Linked DNA regions of Mus musculus: region 2 is linked to region 1. Evidence: chromatin loops called from intact Hi-C (ENCODE). Cell type or tissue: heart. All regions are shown on one strand. Links, peaks and the distances in the headings refer to the core of each region. The heading gives the core; the rest is flanking DNA. Region 1 holds the start of Adrm1 (adhesion regulating molecule 1). Region 2 holds the start of Gm52543 (a long non-coding RNA gene).

The links. Hi-C counts contacts between places; a loop is a spot of excess contacts. Peaks named below come from ENCODE experiments on the same cell type or tissue, not always from the same donor. Only the 100,000 strongest peaks of a DNase experiment are listed, where the experiment ranks them.
Region 2: a loop joins it to region 1, with 2.5 times the contacts of the local background. A loop is called at or near these places in 4 of 42 quality-filtered maps.

Annotation. Positions count from the first base shown.
Region 1 is chr2:180,165,694-180,176,121 of GRCm38, reverse strand. It overlaps Adrm1 (adhesion regulating molecule 1), which reads right to left and starts at 4,534. Exons shown (of 10, transcript NM_019822.3): 1 at 4,434-4,534; 2 at 3,875-4,088; 3 at 3,150-3,266; 4 at 2,089-2,212; 5 at 1,727-1,813; 6 at 1,176-1,257; 7 at 730-962; 8 at 367-524; 9 at 166-268; 10 at 1-48. The coding sequence starts at 4,087. It overlaps Gm29886 (a long non-coding RNA gene), which reads left to right and starts at 4,872. Exons shown (of 4, transcript XR_867152.3): 1 at 4,872-4,956; 2 at 5,339-5,614; 3 at 10,129-10,225. In heart, for the core only: CTCF peaks have their summits at 2,773 (motif pointing right) and 4,741 (motif pointing left); DNase peaks (open chromatin) are centred at 3,861, 4,641 and 5,181; H3K4me3 peaks cover 2,688 bases; H3K27ac peaks cover 2,168 bases.
Region 2 is chr2:180,341,866-180,352,293 of GRCm38, reverse strand. It overlaps Gm52543 (a long non-coding RNA gene), which reads left to right and starts at 5,803. Exons shown (of 5, transcript XR_003953987.1): 1 at 5,803-6,046. In heart, for the core only: a CTCF peak has its summit at 4,975 (motif pointing right); a DNase peak (open chromatin) is centred at 4,983; H3K4me3 peaks cover 1,364 bases; H3K27ac peaks cover 4,762 bases.

The DNA of each region.
Region 1 (10,428 bases), core at 426-8,425:
GGTCCGATTTGGCATTGTTCTGCATGGCTTTGGCAAATGCTTCCACATCTGAAACAGCCACAGAGGCCTAACTAAACCTCAGGCTAGGGCTACCACCCAGGCAGCCAGCCTCTAGCATTCCACAAACACAGGGTTGGCTCTGGCCGATGGGGGATCAGTACTCACCACCTTTGTTGGCGGCCTCAACAGCCTCTGCAGGAAGGCCGAACTGGCACATGAGAGGGCCAAGCTGTCCTGAGGCCAAGGCCGCACTGAACATACCCAGGGCCTGCAACAAGGAGCAGCCATGCAGACCTGGGTGCCGAAGGCACCAGACCCACCAAAGCTAAAAGACACAGGTACAGAGAGTGCCATGGACATCCATACCTGCTGGAACTGGGGCGAGGTTAATGTGTTCTGGATCTCATCTGCAGTCTGGGGCAGAGACTCCCCAGAGGGCAGGTAGGGCAGCAGGCGCTCCTGAACGTCTGCATTGGCAAGGATGGGAGCCATGATCTCTGGGGTCAGCACACTCGCCAGATCCACTAGGGCACAAGCAAGGTGGCCATCAGTGGCCTGATGCTAACCCAGGCACCCAGAGGGCAGGAGACTGGGAGCCTGTCCGCAGGGCAGCATGAGGTAGGCAGGTGTGGCTGGACGCCATGGACACCAGGCTCCACATCTCCAGGAGTCATGGAGTTTATGGTCAGCAGTCCTTCACCCTGTGAGCACCCACCCACAGCTCTTTACCTTGCTGGCTGCCTCCTGGCCCTGCCGGCACGTTCATAGTGGCCAGAATGCTCTGGAGGTCGCTCAGCTGGATGGGCTGGGTCGGGCTGGCTGCTGTGCTGGTTCCATTACCTGAGCTGGGTGCGGGGCTTGGGCTGGTTGCCGAGGCAGCTGCTGGGGCAGAAGGGGCTGGGGTGGCGCGAGCGGAAGAGGTGGAGGAGGATGGGGTGACGGCTGCCGACTGGCTCCGGGAGCTGGGGAAAGTGAGCAAGGGCTGGAGCAGCTAGGCCCACCATGCTTCAGGGCTACTTACTCCTCAGGTCTGCAGGCCCACCTCCCCAGGCAACAAGTTGAGGTAACGGGGACCCTCTACCCTATCTCCTGAGTGAGTTCAGAAAAGGAGAAGGTGCTGGCTGGTGCTAGGTAGTGCCTGGTATTCATGTCAGGCATTGGGGGATGGAGCTCACCTGGATGAAGAGCTGCTGGCTGGAGGTCCACTGCTCCCCAGCAAGCTGGCCAGGCCTGGCCCAGTGAGGGCCCCAAGTCCACCTACAGAAATAAAGAAATGTGTGCTAGATACACCCTCCAGCCCACTTGAGAAGACACTAACCCATGTCCACCAGTAAGAGAAGCTACATATTCCAATACCAACACCAAGGGATGAACAGGGAGGGTTAGGTAGCCACAAGAGGCTGTAGTGACCACGCCATACTAGTCTGCATTCTAAAAGCTATTCTACTGAGTTAGGTCATTTCCACCCCACCCACACTCATACTCACGAACAGGCCAATCTCAGCCAGAACAGTGCCTTCTAAGTAACTGTACCACTTGTGCTGTACCCCAGGTAAACTCCATATACACATGCTAGACCAGGCCCTCTCCACCCACCCAGCAGACAAGCACCTTCCAAAGGAGCGGCACAGGGAACACACAGACATGGCTGAGAGAAAACCCCGGGTCTGCAAGCAAGCACTGAAAGGGCACCTATGGGAGGGAGCCAGGGACAGCGGGGCATTACCCAGTCCTCCCAGGCCGGCTGGTCCGATGAGCTGCATAAGCTGGCTGTGACTCATGTTCCCCAACAGGCTCTGCAGGCCACCCTCACCTGGTAAACACAGGAATCAGACATGGGCCTGCTGTGGTGGCCTTGGCCAGGACCTAGACCCTTGTGAGCACTGCACTCTATGGCAGATGCTTGGCCTTGGCCCTACCCAAGAACCACTGAGGGAGTAACAGCCTCTGGAAGGAGGCAGCAGGGAGCAGGTGAGCTCTGTGTAGATGGGAGGAAAGAAAGAACCAGAACTTATCAAGCAGGCTCTGCCTCACAGTGTCCCCAGTCACTGAAGGACAATGCCCCACGCAGGTCTAGGTGATAATTACCGCCCAGTGCTGAAAGCTCATGGCCACTACTCCCACTTGCTCCCAGTGACCCAGGCATGGGGGGGTTGTTCAGACACTCGTTGACTTTCCGGCAGTGCTCCTCATCTTGGTCAGTCTTGGGCTCCTGCCAGAGAGCATATGCAAAGAGCCAAAGCTGAGCAGTCTGCACAAGGAGCGGCTCCCTGCACCCATGTGGCCAGCTAGCCTCAATCAGCGCGCGCACACAGTGACTGGAGAGGCAGCACTACAAATGTGACAGCACAGCTCAATAGGACAGCAATGGCAACAGTGAGAAGGCCCCAGAGCCAATGATCACAATGCAAGACTGCAGTGCCTTCACTGTATGGCTCCTGGTGAGCCGTGCAGGGAACGAACTGATCCCCACCACCAGGCAAAGGGGCCACACCCCTTGTCCTCTCTGTGTTCTAGATCCTTGTGCTCAGGTGACCAGAACCCAGGCTGAGAGGAAGCCCCTCCCCTCCTGGTACTTTGCAGACAAATAGCTGCTTGTTGCCCCCTTTCACAGGATGACAATGGTAATGGCTGTGTACCCCACCCTTGAACATACCCCAAGTCTAGCCCTGACTCCAGACTGGACCCACATACCCAAGAGAGAGCCCATGTCCCATACCACAGCAGAACCACATTAACAGTATAAGAAACACAAATATGCCAATGGTCTCCAACAGGTGGCAGACTGTGGAGACTGCATTTGAGGGACACTGCAGATGTGGGTGAGATGCAGGAGCCATGACACTGAAGGGCCTCGCAACACACAGCACAGAAGAGCTTAAGTGGGGGACGTTCAACTGCTGAGAGAACAGAGGGCGTCACCTCTGGGAGCTAAAATTCGTGGCCATGGAGTAATGGAAGACCTGAGGCCCTGGAGCTGTGTGCCTACAGATAAGTCCACGAGCGGGGCTCCGGTGCCTAACCACCAGCTAGCCACCGTGGTAGGAACGCAGCCAGACCAGGCCCTCCAGGTCAGCACCTTCTAATGTGGGGAAAGTAACCCCAAGTGAATCACAAGGAAAGACAGAGTAGACCACTCTCCTGCTTACCTGCATCCAGAAGAAGAGCCGCTTGGACCCTGCCTTAAACTTGAGCACGTAGACCCTCCCACTGGGGCACTGAGGTACCCGCTTGAACTCACAGTCATCAGGAAAGATAATCAAGTCCTGGCGACACAAGGAGGACAGTCAGACGACAGATAGACAGAGGCACACAAGTGTGTACCACCAAGGCTTAGGTCCCTGAATATTTGCTGGACCCCAATAACAGGGTGGAGTCAAGAAGTCTCAGACCCCAGTGAAGACAAACAGAAGAGGGCCCAGACTGGAGGAATAGAAAAAGTGCTCTCTGAGGACCAGACGACTTAACAGAAACATTCTGGAACTGTGTTCCAAGAAGTAAAAGGTCAACCAACTCTGGCTAGCTGCTCCTAAGTGTAACAAAGAACAATGTACTTTGGGAGACAAAGAGCCCCAAGGAAAGCAGCCTCTTCAGAGCGCTAAACTACCCGAGGCTGTGGTGAGGGTCATATCTGCACACTCCTCCACAAGACTGGAAGTTTAAGGCCAGGGCTGAGGCCACCAGCCCACCCTATCACCCTGTCAGCAGGCTGTCTCTGCTAAAACCTTAAGAACCATGGTCACCACGGGGTGCATGGCTTCACAGAGTGACTGGAGCACTCTGCCAACCTTGGGACCCCTACACTAATCTATGGAAGATGAAGCCATATTCCCTGCTCTTGCCCCGCTGGCCTGTTCTGGCTACAGGCACTCACATCCTCCACGGTCCCAGAGGTCCTGTCTTTCCAACAGAAGTGAATAAGGGAGTCGTCCGTCTGCTGGATGTACACGAGACCTTTCCGTTTATCTGGGGTGACCGTAGTTCCTTTTAATGACATTTTTCCTGCCCGGAACTCCACCAAATATTTGGTAGAAGACCCCCGAGAGCCGGGCACCAGGCTTGGGAACAGAGCGCCTGAAGTCGTCATCCTGAAAAAACAGAGCGAGGCCCGTCGTTCCGCGTCGCGTGCTCAATGTCCCACCCATACGCCGGTCGGCCCGCGACTGCCCGGGAGCGGGAGCGCGCCAGGCTGCGCAAGGCCAGGGCTGTGCGCAGGGCCGAGCGCAGCCCCGCGGAGCCCCTGCTCCCGCGACGTCACTGCCCGCCCGTGCGGAGGGAGCCTCGCTGCGTCCGGCCCCGGCGCGTCTGGGGCACCGGCGGCCGGCCCGGACTGACTCGGCCCCCCGGCTGCTGCCGCGTCCCGTCCTCCCGCCGCTCGACCCAGCCTGGAGCCGCGTGCGCCTAAGCCGCCGCTGCCGCCACCGGGCCCCTACCTGGCGGTGCTCACACTCGGCCTAGGGGCACCGTCCGGGCTCGCTCTTCCTCCTCGGCGCCTGCCGGGCCTCGCCGGAAGCCCGTGCTTGGCCCGCCCCGCCGCCGCTCTCGCCGCGGATTGAGTTCCGTCAGCCGCGCGGCCGGCCCCGACCAGGTCCCGATTGGCCCTGGTCACCGTCCATCGCATCCGGCCCGCCTCCGCGCCGGCGGCCTGTTTCCGGCGGAAGCGCGGGCCAGAGCGGCCCCTATTGTTGCTGTGTCATAGGGGAGCGGCGGTGGCCCCTGGCGGCAGCGCTGGGAACAGCGCCCCGGCCTCCACGACTCGCAGAAAGGGCCCCCGCGGGGCGGCGCTGCAGAGGTCGAGACCAGGGTGATGGGCACCGGACCGTACACCAACGTGCTCGTGGGGTTGAGCTGTGACACGTACCCTGGGACGGATGTCCGCTGTTACCCATCTAGTTCTGAATGGACCTGTCTCTCTCCACACCGCAGGGAGACAGCCTGTCTGATTTGCATTATTGGGTGAGCGAGGTGTCAGGGCCCAAGACATAAAATAGTCACATGGTTTAAAAGGTAGGAGGTAGTCTCTTGACACGAGAGCGAGGAAAGTGTCAGCTTCATGTCACTTTGTGCTAATTTGACATACATTATAGGAAAGTACAAGCGGCTGCTCAGGATGGGGGAGTGGAGGTGGGGTGGAGAAGGTAGCATGGGGTTGCTCAATGCTGTAAGAACAAGTTCACAGAGCACCGCGGATGGGTGGGGTCTAAGGGCTGCTTGTAGCTAGTCAGGTAGGGTGCCACCACCTTCCTGTAGGGCAGAGGTGCTCGCAGAATGTAAAGCCCAAGAGTCCTCACAGTTTCTTTTACACACCACTTCCATTTCTTTGCTTCCTCTATGACAGCTTTAAGGCCCCAGGCCCACCCTCCAGCCCTCTCCAGGGCCAAGCAGTGCTGAATTCTCTGGCATGCTCCACAAGTTACCATCTGTGTATATGTGAAACGTGTGCGGTCTTTTTCTGAAACAAAGGTGAAAAGTAGTTTTTCTCACTTACTACTGTCTGACGCCGACACCAACGTGTTCCAGGCCAGCCTGAGCTGGAGGGAGTCCCGCCTCTAAGATGCATTTCTGTCGCCACTGTGGCTCACTCGCTTTAGTTCCTGCTTGGAATTCTGATGCAGTAAGTTCTACATGCTTGCGTCTGTCATCTTTTTGTTGGACTCTGTCCTGTGTAGTTTCCTTTTTTTAAAAGTGTGTGTCACCCATGTGGCAGTCTAAGCACAACATTCAGTAACTTGCTTCTTTACACTCTGGGTTCCTGTGATCAGACTTGGGTTACCAGACTTGCCTGGCAAACAATGTTACCTGTTGAGTCATCTCGCTGGCCCAGTTTCCAGCTTTACTACAAAAACCTTTGAATTTCGTTAGGTGTGGTGGCTCATGCCTGATAATCCCAGCCCTGAAAAGGCTGAGGCAGGAGAACTGCCAAGTGTTCAAGACCAATTTAAAAGATTTAATTGGGACTGGGGAAATGCTTCCGTGGTTAAAAGCACTGGCAGCTCTTGCAGAGGCCCCCAGGTCTGATTTCCAGCACCCATATGGCAGCTCACAACTGTCTGGAACCTCAGTTCCATGAGACCGGATGCCCTCTTCTGGCCTGTGTGAGCACCAGGCACACACACACATTGTATAGACATGCATGTAGGCAAAACACACATAAAATGTTTTAAGTCATTCTTTAAAGATTTAATTAATTTGGGAGCAGTTTGGAAAATAGAGCTGTCACTTCACTGTTATGTTCATAAACTGAAAGTTTATCTTTGCTTGTTGTCATGCTGGCTATCCAACCCAGGGCCGAAACATTCCTGGTTAATTGCTTCACCCCCACCTGGGTGTGGTGGTGCACACCTTTAATTCCAGCACTCGGAGGCAGAGGCAGGCGGATCTCTTGAGTTGGAGGCTAGCCTGATCTACAGAGTGAGTTCTAGGACAGCCAGGGCTACACAGAGAAACCCTGTCTCGTAAACTCCCCCCAAAAAAGTGCTTCACCCCCAAGTCACATTTCCAGCTCGATTTTGTAATTGGTTTTCATCTTATGTGTATGGGTGTTTTGCCTGAGTGTACATATGTACATGCTGGGTGCCTGCAAAGTCCAGAAGAGGGCTATCTGGGATCCTTAAGACTGAAGTTATAGACACATGTAAGTCACCATGTGGGTGCTGAGAACCTTAATGGGATGATGCAGCCCGGGCTGTTTAAAGCCCACATAAACAAAACTTCTTTGCAGGTGACAATTCTGTGTGGTGCTAGGCAGCCCTCATCATTTCTGAGAATCTTAGTTTCCAGAAGGCAGTGGTGGAGCCTGGTGTCAGAAGCTGACACTATAGCATGAAGCAGCCAAAGAGAAAAAGAAGAAAATCTAACCTGGTTGTGGCCCCAAGCAAATGTTACTTGCCACATATGTCAAAGCTGCTACTAGAGTCACAAAGAACCCACATTTCAAAGCCAGGAGATTGGGCTTCTGCCAGGTCATGAATGTTGAGGGCCTTGGATCCAGTATCTTCTCATGAGCCAGGAAAGCTTACAGTCCTATGGCACCTCCCATGCCTTCCTTAAGTATTCTGTAGCGGGAAGCACACCATCCTAGCTGGGTGCTGAGAAGGCTGTGTTCGTGGCCACTCCATTTGAGTGCTGCATAACGGCACAAAAAAGGCAAAGATGCTGGTCCCCACAGTTACTGCAGTTCACAAATACAGTCCTTGGAATGTCCAAACCTGTAGTAGAACCCAACAGTGGGTAGGCTGCAGTGATTACCTTGGCCCTGACCTGTGTGGACTACATTGTGGATGGTTTCTGTCTTTAGTTTCCATAAGGGAAGTCAGCCACTGGGGAGCTGACTTCGGCAGGTATGGCTTTCTCTCCATTTGTCTTATTAATAGACTTAATTCTTCAGAATAATTTTAGGTTCACCAGAGAACTGAGCAGAAAGTACAGACAGCTCACACTCCCCTGCCCCTGCCTCCCAGGCTGCACCTTCCAGGTGGGTCTATGAGAACCAGTAATGTTTCTCCCAAGTTCATGATCTTAGACATCCACAATATGCACGGGGCTCACTGGGCAGGTGCTACTCTGTTCCTCTAAATGAACACAAATCAGTTTCCAGCAGAAGACCAAGGTCAAAGCAGGGCAGTTTCGGTGTCTAGTAGGGCTATGTGGTAGGACACCTGCCTTCATAAGGGCTTAGTCCTATGCATGAGGGAGGCACCCTCAAGGCCTCCTCACCTGACAGTCCTGCCTCACAATGTTATCACAAAGTTTTGAGTTGTCCCTGGAGACAGTTAAACCAAACCAACACTGTTCACATATATTGTTTGAGACAGTCTCACTACATACCCCAGAATGGCCTCCAAATATTCAGAAGCCCCCTGAAAGCCACTGGGTAGTAAGTATACAGTACACCACACTTAGACTACGGGGCCTGGCATGTTCCCTATTCATATTGACAAACACTCCCATAACAGTGCCACAGCTCACAGCTCACCTGCACCCCAAGCCCTTCTTGCACATTTTTTCCCAAAATATCATGTTGTACTAGTGCACCGTGGCCTATGTAAAGGAACGTCTCTCAATGACAATTAAGTTCCCCCATGTCTTTTTTTTCTGACTTAAAAAAAAAGTTTTTCTTTTTTTTTTTAGTATGTAGGTGTACCATGTGCGAGTCTGCAGCAAACAACAGAGGGTGTCAGATTCCCTGGAATTAAGAGTTATCAGTTCAGTCTGGAGAGATGGCTCAGCAGTTAAGAGCACTGATTGCTCTTTTGAAGGTCTTGAGTTCAAATCCCAGCAACCACATGGTGGCTCACAACCATCATAATGAGATCTGATACCCTTTTCTGGTGTGTGTGAAAATAGCTACAGTGTACTTACATATAATAATGAAGCTTTAAAAAAAAAAGTTACCGGTTTTTGTCAGGTGCTGGGAACCAAATCATTGTCTATCACTCTAGCTTCCCACCCTTTAATGGTGGAATTGTGCCGAGGCTTGCTTGTGGAAGTCAGAGCAAAATGTCTGTAAGTTCAGGAGCTAGGTCTCTTCTTCTGCCATGTAAATACTGGATATAAAACTCGGGTCATTACGCTAGGGGGCCTTACCTGCTGAGCCAGGCCCTTTTATGGCTTGGAATCTCCTTTCCAACACTGATATTCCATGATCTGGATGCATCTCTGTTCACTTACTGAAGTTGTTCTTGGTTTCTTACAAGTACCTGTGTGTAGGTCTGTGTTGGTAAATATGAAAGCCTGTTTGTCAGCTTTGTGGTAGGACTGTATTTGGTTGGGTTTTGTTTTTGGAAACAAGGTCTCAATATGTAATTAGGGCTAGCCTTGAACCCAAGACTTTGTCTTCCCCTCCAAGCTGGGGCTACATGTGTATCACCATGGGCATGGTATGGTTAGTTTTCCTTCTTTCAATAGTCAGGGTCTGTGTAGCCCTGGCTGTCCTGGAACTCAGCAGGCTGGCCTTGAATTCTAGAATAAGGAAGAGGTGCATTTAGTTTTCTAAGTCCCTGAAGCCTGCCTCTGCATGCCCCAGTGGTGCTGAGTGCCCTGCTGTGCCAACCCTCACCATGTGTCGGCAGGTTTCTAATGCTCTACAACCTGAGCACTCCCTAGCTTCACCTGCCACTATGGTTCCTCTTTGGTGAGGTGGCAATGTTTGTGTTTGTTTTTACAGACAGTAAGCATACTATAACCATGTGACTCAGCTAGTATTTCTTAGGCATTTACCTAAGAGAGATGCAAGCTGATATACAGGCGAGGTGTATTGACTCACATGTGATATCCCAGCACTGAGGAGGCTGAGGGTAGTAGTTTCAAGCTACATGAGATGTGACCTCAAAGAAAACCAAGAGGGTCTGGGAAGATAGCTTACTTGTTAAAATGCTTGCAGAGCTAGTACCGGGGAGGGAATTCCTGCAGTTCACTGATCGTCAGCCAGTCCAGCCTAATCATGTGCTTCAGGTCCCAGAGAGACTTTCAGAAAACAGATGGATGCTCATGAGAATGACACCCAAGGCTGAAGTCTGCTCTCTGTACACAAAGTAAGTAGAGCGAAAGAGGTATCCACAGGAAACCTGTGTACAACTATCCAGGGTTCTTTACAAATGCCACAAATTTGAATCAGTCTGGTGAATGGACAAAAGGTGACAGACATCTCAGTGCTTACAGAAAAGCAAAGGAACGAACAGAGAAAAGAACTAGCCCAGGCTCACCCGCACTCAGGCTCCCACAGCCACTGTTGGATAAACTAGTAAAAATGAAAACAGCCAGACAGAAAGGAATTGGGGACAGAATCTGTCAGGTGGGGGTGGTCAGGGCTGGGGAAGCCTGTTTAATAGGGCACCTACATGGCTTCTGCAGTGGGCTTTGGCAGCAAGTGGCCATGCGAGAGTATGAACTTGCTGGAACACATAGGTGACACCATTCAAGAAGAGGCCCTGGCAGGTGTGAGCCTGGGCAGCTCCACCTTCTGGTGCTTGCTGCTTGGGGTCAGAATGGAGGTAAGATGTGTGCTAACAGTGTCCTAACAGTCAGACGCTGCACTGAGGACCTGTGCCAATGGTGCCATCTGCCCTGCACAGCTGGAGCATTGCAAGCACATGTATTCTGGAAGACCATCTGTCCCTCTATCCACAGAGTCATGACACTGGATAAACTTGTGGGCTCCCTCCCAGGCAATCAAGCTGCCCCAGCCCAGCTGTTTTATGGCTTCTCTAGTCCCCAAGGAGAGAGGGTAAGTAGAGCCATGACAACTCAAAAGGCCTAAACACTCCTCCATCCTGACACACCACCTGAGTCCCCTCCCCACTAAGGCAAGCCATTTTAAGAAATAACTCATTTTCTAGGCCAACTCTATAGAATACCTAGTCCAAACATCTACTCCAGTAGGATATGAGAACTTGCCTGTAGCTCTTTCCAGAAAAGTCAGAGCCCTGA
Region 2 (10,428 bases), core at 1,696-9,695, 170 kb before region 1:
GCTCCGACTTTCAGTCACCCATAGTGACTGTATCTGGCACCAGTCTTGGGGCAGGCAGATGTGCACCCCCTTTTCTTCATTACTCTCATTGCAAAGCTGGCTTTGTAGAAAGAATGGTTCCTCCTTCAGCCTCCCCTAAATGCACTTGGAAGGAATAACAGCAGCGGAAAAGTCTATGCTGAATGCAAGCAGGCCCCTCAGGCCACACCACCAGGACCACAGCAGAATGCTCAGAGTGGCAAGCACTAGACAGCGAAGGAAAGGTCTTGGGTTTCCCCAGGCTCGGGCTTTTTCCCTGGACCCTTCCTTTCTTCCTTCTCTGCAGAGCCCTGGGTGGGTTACACTGAACGTCACATAGATTCTCCTCTCTGTTCAAGGCTGTCTCTCCTGCTCCTCAGCTCTCCTGCTTTAACACAGAGATCCTATCTCCTGCTTCAAGAATTCAACTGCTCGGGGCTGGAGAGATGGCTCAGCAGTTGAGAGCACTGACTGCTCTTCCAGAGGTCCTGAGTTCAATTCTCAGCAACCACATGGTGGCTCACAACCACCTGTAATGGGATCCAATGCCCTCTTCTTGTGTCTGAAGACAGCTACAGTATACTCATATACATAAAATAGATAAATAAATCATAAAAAAATTATAAAAATTCAACTGCTCAAAGATGAGGTATGTATTGGCGCTACTCCACCATCCTGCCTTCTGGGTCTGGGTGAGGTGGAAGGGTGTTTGGCTTCCTAGAGGCAGGGATGAGACTGGGACTCAGCAATGCTGGAAGAAGGAACAGATATGAACATCATCCTCTGTACATATACATGTAACTACGGTTGCACGGATGTGCCCTTGGTACACATGTAATAGCAGCAGAAAGCAGAAACCTGCTTCCACGTCAGCTGCCTGGTGCCAGCGTGAGATGCAGCCATCAGGAGGCAGGATGGTCTACTGCCTCTGTGTGCTGCTATCCCAGCAGTGTACAGTGACATCGAAGCTATAGCCTGAAGTAGGCATTCATGGATGAAATGTCTACGGTCATGAAGTTTCTAAGACAATGTGTACATGACAAGCTGGCTGTCAACCTTCACGGCTAGCCTTGGGGAGAAAGAATTATGAACAACTGGCATTCAGCTTCCCTTTGCTGTCTGTCCAGAGGGGAGCCCTGCATCCCCTAGGGTCCCACTAGAGCCTATAATAGCCAAGACAGCTGCCACATGATAGGCAGGGCTGGTCGCCTGCTCACATCCTCCAAGAACCCTAGTATTATCTCCTAACTTACATTTCAGGAGGGCAATGTCACCATAGTCAGTGCTGTATGTCCCTGGACATTTCTGATTTCCATGCTGGCCAAAGTCAACATGACTCCTCATGTGGTGCTGGGTTTCCAGTCTTACTCTACTGCCCCCTGGTGGTCCTTCTGAACCAAAGGGGCTTCTGTGAGGCATCAGGAAGGCCAGTGCTTCCTCAGGTATTGAATACCACAGAACTTTTGACCTTGGCCCCTCCCCTGATGGACTTAAAGACTAGGCAACATTCCTGATTGACCCCAGGCCCATCTTGATAGTGTCATTAGTCCAGTCTTGGTGGCGGATAGTGAGCTGACCTCCCCATTCCTATAAATCCCAAGGTGTCCAAGACAGGTCTCTAAGTAGAGAGGCATCAAGATATTCAGGACAGAGTCACTGCCTGCTCCTTTCTGGGCAGAAAAATGTGGCAGTGGGTGGTATAGTACTGCCCACCTGGGTGTGACCCTTGAGAGAGCAGCCCCCTTGCACAGCTCAGGACTCTTTCCCTACCCACCTTCCTTCTTGCCCTACCCAAACACAGCAACCAAGATCATTGCAGCCATGACGTACCCTCCTCATTTCATACCAAAAAAATGAAGATTTGTATCTACACATTCTGGCTGCAGTTGCTTGGACTTAACATATATGATAAGTACACATAAGCAACCCAAAAAAAATTCAACCAGGGAATTCCTGCAGCTGACAAACACCTTTACTAAAGTGTTTGTACAAGACTAACTCAAGTAAAGAAAAAAATCAGTAGCCCACAAATGACAAATGGCCTGAGAAAGGAATCAGGAAAACAAGATCCTTCATGATAGCCACAAATAATGTAAAATATTGGGTAACTCTAACCAAGCAAGTGACAGACTTGTATAACAAAAACTTCAAGTCTGTGAGGAAAGAAAATGAAGAAGCTATCAAAAGATGGAAAGATCTCCCATACTCATGGATTGGTAGGATTACCATAGTAAAAATGGCCACCCTACCAAATCTACAAATGCAATACAATCTCCACCAAAATCCCAATGCAATTCTCTATAGACCTTGAAAGGACAATACTTAACTCCATGTGGAAAACCAAAAAACCTAGGATAGCTAAACCTAGGATACTCCTGTACAATAAAAGGACGTCCAGGGGCATCACATCCCTGACTCAAGCTGTACCTCAGAGCTATAGCAATAAAACCACATGGTATCGGCAGAAAAGCATTGGCTGATCAATGAAATCAGTGAACACCTGATTTTTATAAAGAAGCCAGAAATACACAAGCGAAAAAATTTAAAAAGCATCCGCAATAAATGATGCTGGTCTTACTGGATATCTGCATGTAGAAGAATGCAAATAGATCCATATCTATCACTCTGCACAAAACTCAACTCTAAGTGGATCAAAGACCTCAACATAAAATGAGATACACTGAACCTAATAGAAGAGAAAGTGGGAAATAGCCTTGAACGCATTGGCACAGGAGACAACTTCCTGAATAGACATCAATAGCACAGGCACTAAGATCAACAATCAATAAATGGGACCTCATGAAACTGAAAAGCTTCTGTGAAGCAAAGGACACTGTCAATAGGACAAAACCTACCGAATGGGAAAAGATCTTCACCAACTCCACATTTGACAGAGGGCTAATATCCAAAACCCATTAAGAACTCGAGAAAGTGGATATTTTAAAAACCAAATAATCCAATTAGAAGGTGGAGTTCAGATCTAAACAGAATTCTCAATGGATAAATCTCAAATGGCTGAGAAACACTTAAAGAAATGTTCAACATCCTTAGCCAGCAGGGAAATGCAAATCAAAGCTACTTTGAGATTCCATCTTACACCTGTCAGAAAGGCTAAGATCAAAAACACAAGTGACAGCTCACACTGTTGATAATGTGGGAGGAGTAAGGAGAACACTCCTCCGTTGCTGGTGGGAGCGCAAACTTACACAGCCACTTTGGAAACAGATATGGCAGTTTCTCAGAAAATCGGGAATTGATCTACCTCGAGACCCATCGATACCACTCCTAGGCATATACCCAAAGGATGCCACATCCTACCACAAGGACACTTGTTCAACCATGTTCATAGCAGCCTTATAATAGCCAGAAACTGGGAACAATCTGAATAATGGATAAAGAAAATGTGGTTCTGAGAGAATTCCTCAGCTGTTAAAAAAAATGACATCATGACATTTGCAGACAAATGGATAGCACTCAAAAAAAAAAATCCAAAATCCACCCTGAGTGAGGTAACCCAGACCCAAAAGACAAACGGTGTGTACTCACTGGTAAGTGAACATTAGCTGCTAAATCCACAGATCATACTCCAATCCACAGACACAGAGAAACTCATGGATCTTCTTGGGAAGGGGAAAGAGCTTTGTAGGTGGACTGGGGGTGGATGGGGGTGGGAACAATAGGGATCAGGCTGGGGGAGGAGAGTTCTGGGAAAGGCGACTGGAATTGGAGGGGGTATTGGAGAGGCAATGCAGAACCCTAGTGCTGTGGAAATGCCCTGAGGGTGAGGGTAATCCTAGTGAATTCTGCTAGTAACAGGGAATACTGAGTCAGAACTAGCTGTCTTCTTTAACCAGGCAAGGCTTCCAGCCCTGGGACTGAGACATAACCCAGCCATAAATCCTTCCGCGTACAATCTGTCCTGCCTGCGAGACATGCTAGGGTAATGGTGGTGTAGAACTTGTGGGAATGGCCAACCAATGACTGGCCAAGTTGAGGCCAACACCACAAAAGGGAACCCACAACTGACAGTGTCTGGAAGGCCAGGAACCAGAGACTGGACAGCCCAGAGACTCGGGAGAGAACCAAAAACGACTGGCAAAAAAGACAATAAAGTAATTCCTAGTGATACTCTGCTATCCTCATAGATCAGTGCATGGACCAACTGTCAACAGAGGGATGCTTTCCAGCAACTGACGGAAATAAATGCAGAGGCCCACACAGCCAAGCCAACCAAACATCAGGCATGGCCAGGGGAACTCCAAAGAAGATGGGAGGAAAGATTGTAGGAGCCAGAGGAGTTGAGGATGCCACAAGAACACAACCCACAGAACCAACTAAGCAGAGCCCACAGAGGTTCACAGAAACTGTAGCAACAAACACGGACCCTGATGAGACTGAGCTGGGTCCTCTGCATATACATTATAGTTGTGTAGCTTTGTGTTCTAGCAGAAGACACAACAGTGGGAGTTTTTTGCCTGCTCTTGGGGCCCTTTTCCTCCTGTTGGGTTGCCTCATCCAGCCTTGATATGAGGGTTTGTTCCTGATCTTATTGTAACTTGTTATGCCATGTTTGGTGGGTATTCATGGAAAGCCTGCTCTTGGGGGGGGGGGGCATAAGAGGAATGGATCTGGGGGAGAATGGAAGTGGGGAAGGAACTGGGAGGAGTGGAGGGAGGGAAAACTGCCGCCAGGATATAATGTATAAGAAAAGGGAGGGAGAAGGAAGGCTAGAAAGAGGGAGGAGAAACGTGGCCCATCTGTCTCCTTCCACGCTCAGTGCTCAATGATACTGTGTGGCCCTAGTGAAACTTGCTCTCGCATTTTCCATGGGGCTGGAAGCCCACTGATCCTAGGACCTAAAGCCTCGTGGCTAGCCAGCTGCAGGGACCTCCTGGCAACAAACCTGACTCCCCAAACCCTGCAGGCCCCACCTCTCAAGGAAATGTTCAGTATGGCCACCAGGGGGCGCCCGTCGCACACTAGACACTACCAAACAAAAGCAGGGCCACAGGAAAGGCCTCTCAGCGAAAACAGGGACCCAGAGTGCTGCTTGCTATCTAGCTGAGCTACCAGGTAGCAGGACTCTGCCTGGGGGTTGAGATGAGAACACCCCAAGCTCCATTCTGCACTGTTCCCACCCAACCAGCCCAGGTGTGTGCTGATTCACCTCACTTCGGGGTGTCCATCAGGAACACGCTCCAAGAGGAAGCCTCCAAAGCTTATCAGAGTCCTGGAGACCTACTAGGTGCAAGCATGGCCAGAGCTGTCCCTTTGTGTAGAGTTACCCAGGCTGACCATGGAGTAGGGCCCACCATCTCCTCTCACTGCAGAGAGAAGGGGTGAGAACAGGAAGTCTGTAGAACAATTCAGACCTAAAGGGCCAGGACAGCTGAGCCCCATGCAGAACCAGAACTGGGTCTTCCTCTGCACAGTACCCTCGGCCTTCTGTGCAAGACCTGTGGGGAGGCTCGGTGGCTGATGGCCAGGATGGTTTTCATAAAGAAAGCACAGTCCGGATTCTAGCCTGGACTGGGCACAAGGGAAGCCAGCAAGCATGCAAGGAATCCTCTGGGCTTCAGCTACCAGAGTCCTCAAATCGGCACCGCTCCCTCAAAAGTCTTCTTCCTGCGTGTGCGCGTTCTCTGCCAGGTGTTCAGCCAACATCCTCTGTTTGTCTCCTTGACAGAGGGCCAAAGGGCCCCTCAGGCCTTAACCTATTCCCATCTGCTCAGGAGGATGAGAAGGGACCCTCACCAGACAGTGGCTGGGCTAAAGTGAAGGTGCTAGGGGCCAGAGCAGGCAGGCAGGGCTTCTGGAGAAAGCCACGCCTGACACAGATCTCCTCACCCACTCCAGAGGCTACAGTTTCCTGGGGACCCAACCTACTTCCCAAAGAGGGCAGTTCTGACAGGTGGGTGCCAACGTAGCCCATCCTGACACTCTGGGCTGAGAACTACTCACCGGCATGCCTGACCCTTGATATCTGCCAGGGACCCCAAAGGCCCTAAGAACTCCAGGTACCTCTCAGGTAATGCTTGGGGGGGCGTTGAAATAACTCCTACCAATCAATTGGATATGCAGGGTGGATTCAGATTTCTGGAAGGTGCTACTGTTTGACATTAATTATCAGACATTCATAATAATGTGTTCCAGGAAGTTCCACCGCTATATTTAGTCTGCTGGTTTTCCATGCCAGCCAACATTTCCCGGAACCTCTTTTAGAGAAAGGAAGTGAGCCCAAGCCCCTGGTACTCTGTCTGTGCACATAGGCCAGGGCCAGGGTTCCTAGAAAGAGCCCTCACTCTAGAGATCCAAGGCCTCGGCTTCCCTTCCTCTGAAGCTGATATTAACATGCCCACACTCACCCACCCTCTCACCACAGCATTGCTCCATCAGCTGATAAGCTCAGTAAGCAGTCTCCGGGCCTACAAGATGGGATGCCAGCCCAGGGCATCTTAGCTCCCCAACTTTACAGCATACACACACACACACATGCACACATATACATACATACGCACGCACACTCACACACACACACACATACACACATTTACATACACACACACATGCACACATATACATACACACACATGCACACGCACACATGCACACATATACACACACATGCACACACATACATACACACACACACATGCACACATGCTGTCCATACTCACTCTTAAACATCTGCAGCCTGGTCCTCAGAATCTTGGAACTAAAGCAAGGCTGCACAGACAGACATCCTGACATCCTGAGATGTCAGAGTGCCCACTCAGACATGGAGGAGTCAGCAGGAGGTTTAGGGTCCCACTCAACATAACCTCAGATAGGTCATCTGCCTTTGCGGGGGCCTTGGTTTCCATTCTGAGGGTCCCCAGCAAACTGGGTGACCTGTGATGTGTGTGTTGTCTGATGGGGTTGAGATTCTTTAGTTTTGTTATGCATGCAAGTTCTTTTATCTGATTCTGGGGGTGCTGAACAAGCTGCATAGCCAGTCTGAGGCCTCTAAGTTCCTTATCTGTAAAATGGGGGCAATAGCAACCTCTCCTTATAGGCAGAGTAATTGTTCTCCAGATATCCCGGAATTTGTTAACAAGTCACCTAATGTAGTCTCCCCACCTTAGGTGGCAACAGAATTTCAAAGGTGTGACTGTTTAGGGCATTGAGAAAACAGATAATATTAGCTCAACCATGGCCGAGGCTGCAAAATGTAAGTAGGGGAAAGACACCACACAGGGCCTATCTAGCCTTCTCAGGACCCACCAGGAAGTGCCTAAGCTAGTCTGGAGACAAGGTAACACGCAGGTGGGGCTCAAGGCTGGGTGTCAGGGCAAGTAGGAAGATTAAACTGTCTTAGAAACAAGCTTTCCCCATGTAGGCCAGGCTGGTCTGGAACCTGTGACCCTCCTGCTTCAGCCACCCCAGTGGGAATGACTGGCAGGTAGCACGGCTTCAGGCAGGAGATTAAGTTTCTATGAGGCCCCAGAGACTGAGAATTCCCTAGAGCAGTGGTCCTCAACCTTCCTGAGGCAGAGACCTTTTAGTACAGTTCCTCGTGTTGTTGTGACCCCCAAGCATAAACTTATTTCCATTGCTACTTCATAGCTGACATTTTGCTACTGTTATGAACTGTAATCTAAATATGTGTGTTTTCTGGTAGTCTGACACCACCCCTGTGAAAGGGTCATTTGAGCCGCCAAAGGTTGAGAACTGCTGCATCGAGGCTCCCTCACATGATGCCCCCTATTTACTTAATTAGCAAGAGGGTGACAATGATCACCAGAGCACACCCTCCCTAGGGGCACCTCAAGGGCGCTGGCCTGACTCTTGCTCTTCTGGGAGCACAGATTTTCCTCTGCCTGCTTTGGCCCACAGTGAGCAAAGTTCCCTAAGTTAGGATGCAACACAACCCCAGGACTCAGTTTTCCTAGGAAGGAGCAAGGACAAGGGGAGAGAACCAGGCACACGGGGTTCCCTTGGCAAAGGAAGGGCTACAAGGCAGGCATGGGACTGGGAGGGACAAGAGGAGGGGCCACAGGGCAAGTGTCAGCAACAGACACAACTATGAGGAGCAGGGACGTTAGTCTGTGCAACCTGAACGAGTTGCACCTGGAGGCTCAGCCGGCTCTGCGAATGGGGGTCCACGGTAACCTATGAACTGCAACCTCCACTGAAGCCCAGTGCAGCCTGGGATCTCGAGGATACTATGACGGATGGCACGGTGCTGTCGCTGCTGCATGTAGCTCCCTAAAGTTGCTTTCTGGCCTGGAAGGACCTGCCCTGCCCCAAGACTTATCCTTTTATGGCAGAATATAAGGCACCCTGTAGATCACAATCCCATCCCACCAAAATCCTTTACTCAGCCAGGTCTGGAAGGGCTGCCATGAGGACACTGAGGCAAGATCTGCCCTAACGTCAGCAGAAAAGAAGTATCTCTGAAGCCAGGCTACAAAATCAGCTCGCTCAGATCTGGGAGCAGTTTCCCAGAGCATGACTGGCCACTGCCTCCTGGGAACTGTGCCTAGCAGGCTATGTATGCCTCAGCAGGAATCTTCATCCAGGCTGTACTTCCTATGAAATGAGAGTCCCATGTGCAAGGGACAGCCTCCGCTGCTTACTCTCCTACCCTGGGACTCAGCTTCCCCTGAAGTAGCAAATGAGTGATAAGGGGTAGGAGGTCCAAGTGGTGGCTCAGAGCCAGCCCAGGCCGTCCTTTGTGGAAGACCTACCTGGCTCAGCTGCAGGGAAGGGTAGGGATCTTAGGAGCTCTAGGGAACCAGCTGGGATGCTGGGCCATCACCCTGACTTTATGGCTGGGTGATCAGTGAGTCACCACCTGTTCCAGGCTGTACCATGCGCCACCTCTCAGGGAGGACCCTCGCCCTCCTGCTCCAACCCACCCGCGCCCAATTGCCAAGACAAGCCCTCCATTCCATCTGCATTTGGGGTGCCGCAAAGGTCAGAGCCGTCTGTGCCGGGAAACGCCTTCTCACTGCCGTGGCCCAGGCTCAAAGTCCACGGCTGCCTGTTTGCTGTGCCAGGGCATTTTCCTGGGAGGTGTCGGTTCTGGCAGAAGAGGCAGAAGCCTACAGGCAACGATGAGTAGAAACCAAGTACGGGATCTAAAAAGACCCAGATGAGATCCACAGAATGGGCAAAGGGGCTCTCAGTCTATGGGCAGTGGGGTAGCTGATGTAAAAAGGCTTTACCCATGCAAATGGTGAAAAACACAGCTAGCCCTGCTTCCTTGCCAACCCTGCGTCCTCCAGCATTTTGGAAGGGACCCGATAGCCTTTACTAGACAGCACAAGCTGCTGCCATCCACAGAAAGCCCATTTGTGGGAAATCTATCAATGTTTCCATGCAAGTGTATAGAAACATGGCTACAGAAAAGGAGGGGTTAATTCTACCTTGGACTCCTTCCATCTGGATCCCACGGGGCTGGGCCTGGATGTCTAACTGAGACCAGAGGATTATCAGTGGGAACAGTTCTATAGGGTTTCACCAAAGCAGAAGCAGTTATCAGGCTACAGGCAAAGCCAACAGAGGAAAGACTCACCCTTCCACTCCCTACAACCAAGTGTCTCCTCCCAGCAGATCCTCTGTGAATCCCCTGCCAGGCTCATTTACACAGAACAAGCTTCTCTTCCTGAATGGATGGAATGAACCCTACCACCAGCGCCTGTCATTTTTCAGTCCCTGAGAGGACAAAGGAATAGAGGCCTTCAGCAGGAACCAGACTTCAGAGGAGACAAATTGACAGATCCAGCACAACTTCCACCCAGGGCACCAGACAGCCCTGCCCTGAGCAGAAGCAGCTCCAGGGCAAGGTGAATCACATTTTCCATTTCCAGCTCTGGGGACACAGTCTGTGTGGCATGGCCCAGAGAGACTTGCAGTCCTGCTCAAGTCCTGCAGCAAGTGGTCCAAGCTGCAGAGACCGAGACAGGACGCTTTGAAAAGGGGAAGTCTCATCAGGAGAGATTTGCCTTCTCAGTGAGATGTCTGAGCAGAGGTTGCATCAAAGGAGTCCCATGGGAAAAAGCAGGCAGCAAGGAATGGTGGGGCTTTGCAGGGCAAAGAGTGGCCTCTCAGGTTGCTACAGTCATGGCTACCAGCTTGGGGGGGGGGGGTTGTTTGTTTATTTGTTTGCTTTGTCTTGTTCTGTTTCACACGGCTGAAACTAGCATTGACTTTTCCAAGAAGCCCAGGATGATCTCAAACTTCCGGTCCTTCCTCTGCCACCTCCCAAGTGCTAGGGATCTCACAGTCCTTGGTTTTGATATTTTTATTTTCTCATAAACCTTTCCAGTTTTTAAAGCAAAGTGGAGCACCTATCATGACTGCCTGTTTGCAAACTAGCCTAAGCAACAGCACGGAGGCATTCCCCAAGCAAGGTACAGGAATGGG